Regions from separate parts of the Homo sapiens genome. Here region 1 is linked to region 2. A link is an interaction called in ENCODE POLR2A ChIA-PET data of the cell type or tissue named here. Cell type or tissue: MCF 10A. All regions are shown on one strand. Links, peaks and the distances in the headings refer to the core of each region. The heading gives the core; the rest is flanking DNA. Region 1 overlaps MACF1 (microtubule actin crosslinking factor 1). Region 2 has its middle 88 kb from the start of MACF1.

Evidence for each region. ChIA-PET counts read pairs that join two places held together with the same protein. Peaks named below come from ENCODE experiments on the same cell type or tissue, not always from the same donor. Only the 100,000 strongest peaks of a DNase experiment are listed, where the experiment ranks them.
Region 1: POLR2A ChIA-PET joins it to region 2 with 5 read pairs; 7 of 35 experiments call an interaction of 5 or more read pairs at or near these places.

What each region holds. Positions count from the first base shown.
Region 1 is chr1:39,237,558-39,240,470 of GRCh38, forward strand. The region is part of intron 2 of MACF1 (microtubule actin crosslinking factor 1); the gene reads left to right. Among named protein-coding and RNA genes, the nearest start is that of MACF1, 34 kb to the left of the region's middle. In MCF 10A, for the core only: no CTCF peak of the experiment used is centred there; no DNase peak of the experiment used is centred there.
Region 2 is chr1:39,115,287-39,118,199 of GRCh38, forward strand. It overlaps a transcript of MACF1 not described here. Among named protein-coding and RNA genes, the nearest start is that of MACF1, 88 kb to the right of the region's middle. In MCF 10A, for the core only: no CTCF peak of the experiment used is centred there; a DNase peak (open chromatin) is centred at 1,765.

The sequences.
Region 1 (2,913 bases), core at 209-2,708, 120 kb after region 2:
TCCCCTTAATTTTAACAGCTAGGGAAAATGAGAATTAGAGGAGTGAAGTGACTTTGCCAAAACGATACAGCTAGTGAGGGATGGAGCTAAGGATCAATCAATCATGAATCTTCTGATCAAAATTACTTGTTCTTCCTGCTAACTATGCCCCCAGCTGATTCTTTTTTTTTTTTTAGACAATACTGATATTAATTAAACGTAAGGTAAACTCCAGGCATCCGTCATCTTTCAGCCTAAAAATTAGCAAAAACTGTTGAAACAAGGCAGTTTTTTCCCCATTATTTCTTACGTTGTGGCTCCAGTTACAAAAAAATTTTAATGAAAACGTTAAACATAAAAATAGAAGTTTGAGATTTTAAAAAAGTATATAAAAAGCCCCACAAAACTTGTCAATGTTGTTCCTTATTCTACAAAATAGCACCAGTAAGAAGAGTAAAAGGTGTTAAAAACCATTACGACAGCATTTCTGAAATACAGCTTGTCTCAACTCCCGTTCTCCCTAAAAACGACTTCTCATGGAATAAAAAAGGATTTAAAAATTGCCAGAGGGAGCACCGAGCTTTGACTGCAGTTTTCCCTGTCATCTCTTAGATGAAGGGAAGGTGTGAGAAATGTGCGTCTGTCCCTGACTGCTGTCACCGCTTCTGAGTTTAGTAAAAAGATGAGAAATGAAGGTAGCAGACTTCTCATCTGGGGACCTGTGCCTGTGGAGGGTAGGTCTCTTGGAGAGGGAATGGGTTTGAGGGGTTGTCTTATCTAAGCTCCTTCCTTCACACTTGTCTCCTAGGGAAGAGGGAGATACAGAGGAGCCAAATATATGACAGCTTATATTATAGAACTTAGCACACCCCTTCCTGAGCTCCCCAGAGGGTTCTATTGCAGTCACTGGGAGGGATTTAGCTAAGAGTGGCCCCTGCCCTTGGGTTTGGCCCCTAGCTGATTGTTTCATACTTTGTCTCTAACCGTTGGAGGAACTGAATCAATCCTACCTTGAGCTTGTCCCCTGAACTTTGTAGTTGAATTCCAGTGCTCTGGCTCCTTGCTGCCTGTTTGTAGCTGATGCTGCCTGTTGGACCTCTGCCTCAGTGCTGTGTGATGACAGGAAGCTCAGGGAGGGAGAAGCTAGAGGAACACATCATAGCATTGTTAGAAATTGGAGGCCAGCCAAAGCTTTTCTTAAATCCTTGGTGATTTTTCATCTCTTCCCAGGCCCCCAGCCTTACAGTTTCAATAACATTTGCTCATCTTGGGATATTTCAGAGAGAGATTCACTGCTAATCAGAGTTATTGCTCTAAATTGGAATTATTTGATTTTGGGCTGAGAATTAGGGATTGAGATTTTTTTTTGCGACTCAAGCATCCTTTGCTTTGCTCCCCAAGTACACCCCAGATTAATGCCATCTTTGGCAGGTAGACCAACGTAAGGACAAAACCAACCAGGTGGCTAGGCATGGTGGTTCATGCCTGTAATCCCAGCACTCTGGGAGACCGAGGGGGTGGATCACTTGAGGTCAGGAGTTCGAGACCAGCCAGGCCAACATGGTGAAACCCCATCTCTACTAAAAATACAAAAATTAGCTGGGAGTGGTGGCTGGCGCCTATAATCCCAGCTATTTGGGAGGCTGAGGCAGGAGAATCGCTTGAACACGGGAGATGGAGGTTGCAGTGAGCTGAGATCGTGCCACCGCACTCCAGCGTGGGTGACAGAGCGAGACTCTGTCTCAAAAAAACAAACAAACAAACAAACAAACAAACAAAAAACACCACAAACCAGGTCTCCCAACTTCTAGATTTAGTTGATCTTGGAATCTCTTGGATTCCCTGATAACCTTTTGGGAAACAGCTTACTTTGGGATAAGCAAATTAATTCCTCCTTATTGAGAACACTTCTGATCCAATCTTAAAAGAGATTTGTTAAGGATATAAGCATCTGAAATAAACAACCTAATTTAGAATGTAAACATACATATGTAAGGGTTCTGCTTATATACCAGAACCATCAAAAAGAGAAATCTAGGTTTCTAAATGAGGTCTTATTTAAATTATCTATGCCATATCTCTGGGTGCTGTTAGCTGATAAAGTGTATCCCCCTAAAGAGAACATGAAAGTATGAACTCCTTAGGAGGGAGAAAAATGCTTTTTCTGGTCAGTTCCTGTTGACTTCACAGGTTAGTAGTTAGAAAGGAAAAGCCCAGTATTTAATCTAGCAGATAGAGCAGTTCTTTCCATTTTTGTATATGCAATCTAGAAGCCCCTGGCTTTCCTGGAATTTTAGATAAAATTTCCATATATACCAGCAAAAGTTTTCAAATTTTTAATAATGCTTACAACCAACCCTTCCTTCCTTCCTTCCGTCCGTCCGTCTTTCTGTCTTTCTGTTTTAAGAGACAAGTTATCCCTATGTTCCCTAGGCTGGTCTCAAACTCCTGTGCTCAAGGAATCTTTGGCCTTCCCGAGTGCTAGGATTACAGGCATGAGCCACCACACCTGGCCCACTTACACTTTCTCTATTTCTGTTTGAGACTCTCTAGTTGAATATGGGGTAGCACTGATTCCAGGTATTCTGTCCTATACAGCCTCTGTTTTGGCCACATGAGTCAATTCACTGGCTCCCTAATCACTGGGTGGAACTTCATACTTTTTGCGTATTCATGTCTATGGGAAATACCAGAATGAGACGGGCAGTGGAGTTTAATTTAAGAAATTGACAAAGTAGTGCTGGTTAGATGCTAAGGAAAGGAGTGTTACCTTTGTTGCCTACATGTGACTATATGGTAGTGGTTTGTGGCTGTCTTTGCCTGGACCTGATTTTTTAGGGCTTAATTTCACTCTAAATGCTTCTCAGGTCTACATATGGGCCTATATTTGGACTTGGGCTTTACTCTGGATTTTCTATTCCCTGTGCTTAAGTG
Region 2 (2,913 bases), core at 245-2,744:
CTAAGGTTGTGAAAATAGTAATGTAATAAAGCAGGCAAATCAAGAAATGTGAAGGGGTAACATCCATGTGTTTTGATGACTAATTGTATGTGGTATATGAGGGGGAGAGGGAAGAACCTAGGATGACTTGGAGGTTTCTGGCTTGAGTATTTGTGTGGGTGGGTCGTGTCATGAACTAAAATAGAGAATATAAGAGGAGGAAGGTTATTTTCTGTGAAGTGGTGGCAGTGATGGTCCACGAGAAGATACTGAGTTTAATTTAGGTTACATTGCGGTCGAGGCTTCTGAGGGATGCTAGGTAGAGATGTCCAGGAGGTAGTTGGTTGTAATGAACATGAAACTTAGGAGAGTGATAGGTGAGAGGGTGAGAGAGTCATCAGCTTATCAAACCACAGCCATAGGAGGGGAGAAGGAGCTGGCTTTAGGAGTGTATGTATATTGAGACAAAAACTCTGGGGAACTCCAACAGGAGAGTGGTGTCAGAAGCAGAGAAAGAGGATCTCCTGAAGGAAATTGTCCACAGAAAGGGAGTGGCCAGAAAGGTAAGAGGAACAGGAGAGAAGTGAGTTTCAAGGAGAGTGTGACACACATTGTAGATTATGCAGAGGTCAAATAAGGCAAAGACTACAGATGTCCAAAATAAAGGTTACTGCTACTGGAACATTTTCAGTGGAGTTGTGGGAAGTGAATGGAAAGTGCAGAAGAGGAGTCAGTGACCTTTGGAACTTGGACTTTGAAGGAAGAGAGAGGAGGAAGACAGGTGAAGAAGGGTGGGGAGAGTTTTGTTTATGTATTGTAACACAGGAGAGACTTGAGCATGTTTATTTTAAGTGCTGTTTTGAAAGAGCCAGTAGAGAAGGAAGATATAATACAATTCAAAGACGGGGAGAAAAATTGATGGAGCATGGGCTCTAGAGTCAAAAGTTGTGTCTTTTAGAAAGATCAGAGGGTTAAAAATAAGAATGCAGGTGATTAAGTTGGTTGGTTAGAGGTGTAGGAACTTGAGGGAATTTCTCCTGATGCTCATACTCTCTCTATGAAGTAGGAGGTGAAGTTATTTGCTGAGAGTCAGGAGGAAGGAAAGAAGGGGTGAGTGTGTATGTGTGTGTGTGTGTGTGCACGTGTGTGTGTGTATGTGTGTGTGTTTTCCCTCTAGCCCTAGAAGCACTCAACAACCTGATTGTAATAGATTCCAAGGCAGACAGGTAGATTGATCTAGGATCAGAATTTTCCAGCATAGTTTTGACGGAAGAATATGGGGTCCTTGTAGTTTGTCTTAAAATGTAGCATCAGTTTGATTATTGATTGTTTGTACTGTTGTTCTCTGGCTGGCTTGTATTTTGGCTCCCCAGTGAAATTGTCTACTCCTCTGGGAAGAAGCATATATGTAACTTTTGCATTCCTGCCTGTCATTTAGCTAAATACTATGCAGAAATTAATTCTTAAGTTTTTGTTGAGATAATTTGACTTTTGGACAGGACATCTTGACTCTTGACATAGAGAGAGGCTTTCCTCACTTGTGGTCTTTAATCCCCATCTCATTATCTGACATGGATAGTGGAGGATTCACTCACTCTCCATGAGTGAACTCCAGGCCTAGCTTCTTCATTAGTCTTAACAGGTTAGCTTTACTACTCTCCCCAGGGCAGTTGAGCTTTGCTTTCCATGAAGGTTATGTAGTTAATTTGTACTAGGCTTGTGAAGACCTGGGTGTTTACAAGACTGGACAGAGAGGCTGTTGTGGAAAATGCAGCCTCCTTCTTGTTTATTTTGGCAGGCAGGCAATGAAGGAGATAGATTTGTTCTCATGACTCAGAGCCCTACCTGCTTTACCTTAACAGGTTCAATATAACCACCACCTTTCAGATGTGATAGTGTCCTTCAGAGTTTATCTGACCTTTATATCTAAAAAGAGTATTAGTTACCCTTTGCCCTCTACTTGCTTGGTTTTTTTTCACTTTTATTCCAGTGTAGAGGATATTTCCTAATGTGTTAGGGCCAGCTCAGAATTGATGTAGTTCTTTCCCATTGGCACATTCCGCATCTTTGTTTGTTTATTGCCATGTTCGCCACAGTGTGCCTTGTTTTGCGCTCCTTGTTTTGTGAAGCTGGACTCTTATCAGATAAACTTGCCATGAGTCACACTGGGGAGTGGAAGTATGTCTCCACTAATTTGGAGAATCTTTGATCTTGTTTCACTCCCTGGTTTGGCTTGTCCAGTGCAATTTGTCTCTCAACCTGCAAGAGGTGTGTGTGTGTGTGTGTGTGTGTGTGTGTGTGTACTTGGGTGTCCCTTGCCTGTGGCTTCACCTGTTGCCATGAATGGTTGACTTCAGGGCATGCCCCTTTGTGTATACAGACTTCCTCTACTATTGTTATCACCATCAGCAAAAATGTCTCTGTTAAGAGCCTCTTTGAATGTAGAATATAGTATATAACACTGAGAGTTCATAAACCCTCTGTCCTCTAGGGATTTACAGTATATAATACACATTACAAATGACAAAAGACAATAAAGAATGTGTAAGCGGTTGAACAAATAATGGATTATTGCTCCTCATTTAGCTATCATATTCACAGTAGAAGATATCCTAAAAAGACATGTAGTCAGTGAGGAAGAGGATTAACAGAGACCAGATCATCTTCAGCTCCAACTAAGATGGCAGAGAGCTGCCACCTGTGGCCCTTTGATGCCAGGTAATTTCTCTCTGATATCCTTTCTAGTCATGCAGGACCTTTTTGCCATATTATCTATACATATGGGGCAGGATCCTAACAGGACCTTTGCTCTCTAGTGGTAACCTGTCACTGAAATGGGAGGCTCCAGTTTCCAGCAGGGAGAGTGCCTGGAAGGCTTGGCTCTTCTGGTACAGTTATCTTTGTAACTTGAGAAAATTTATTCCAGACCTACTA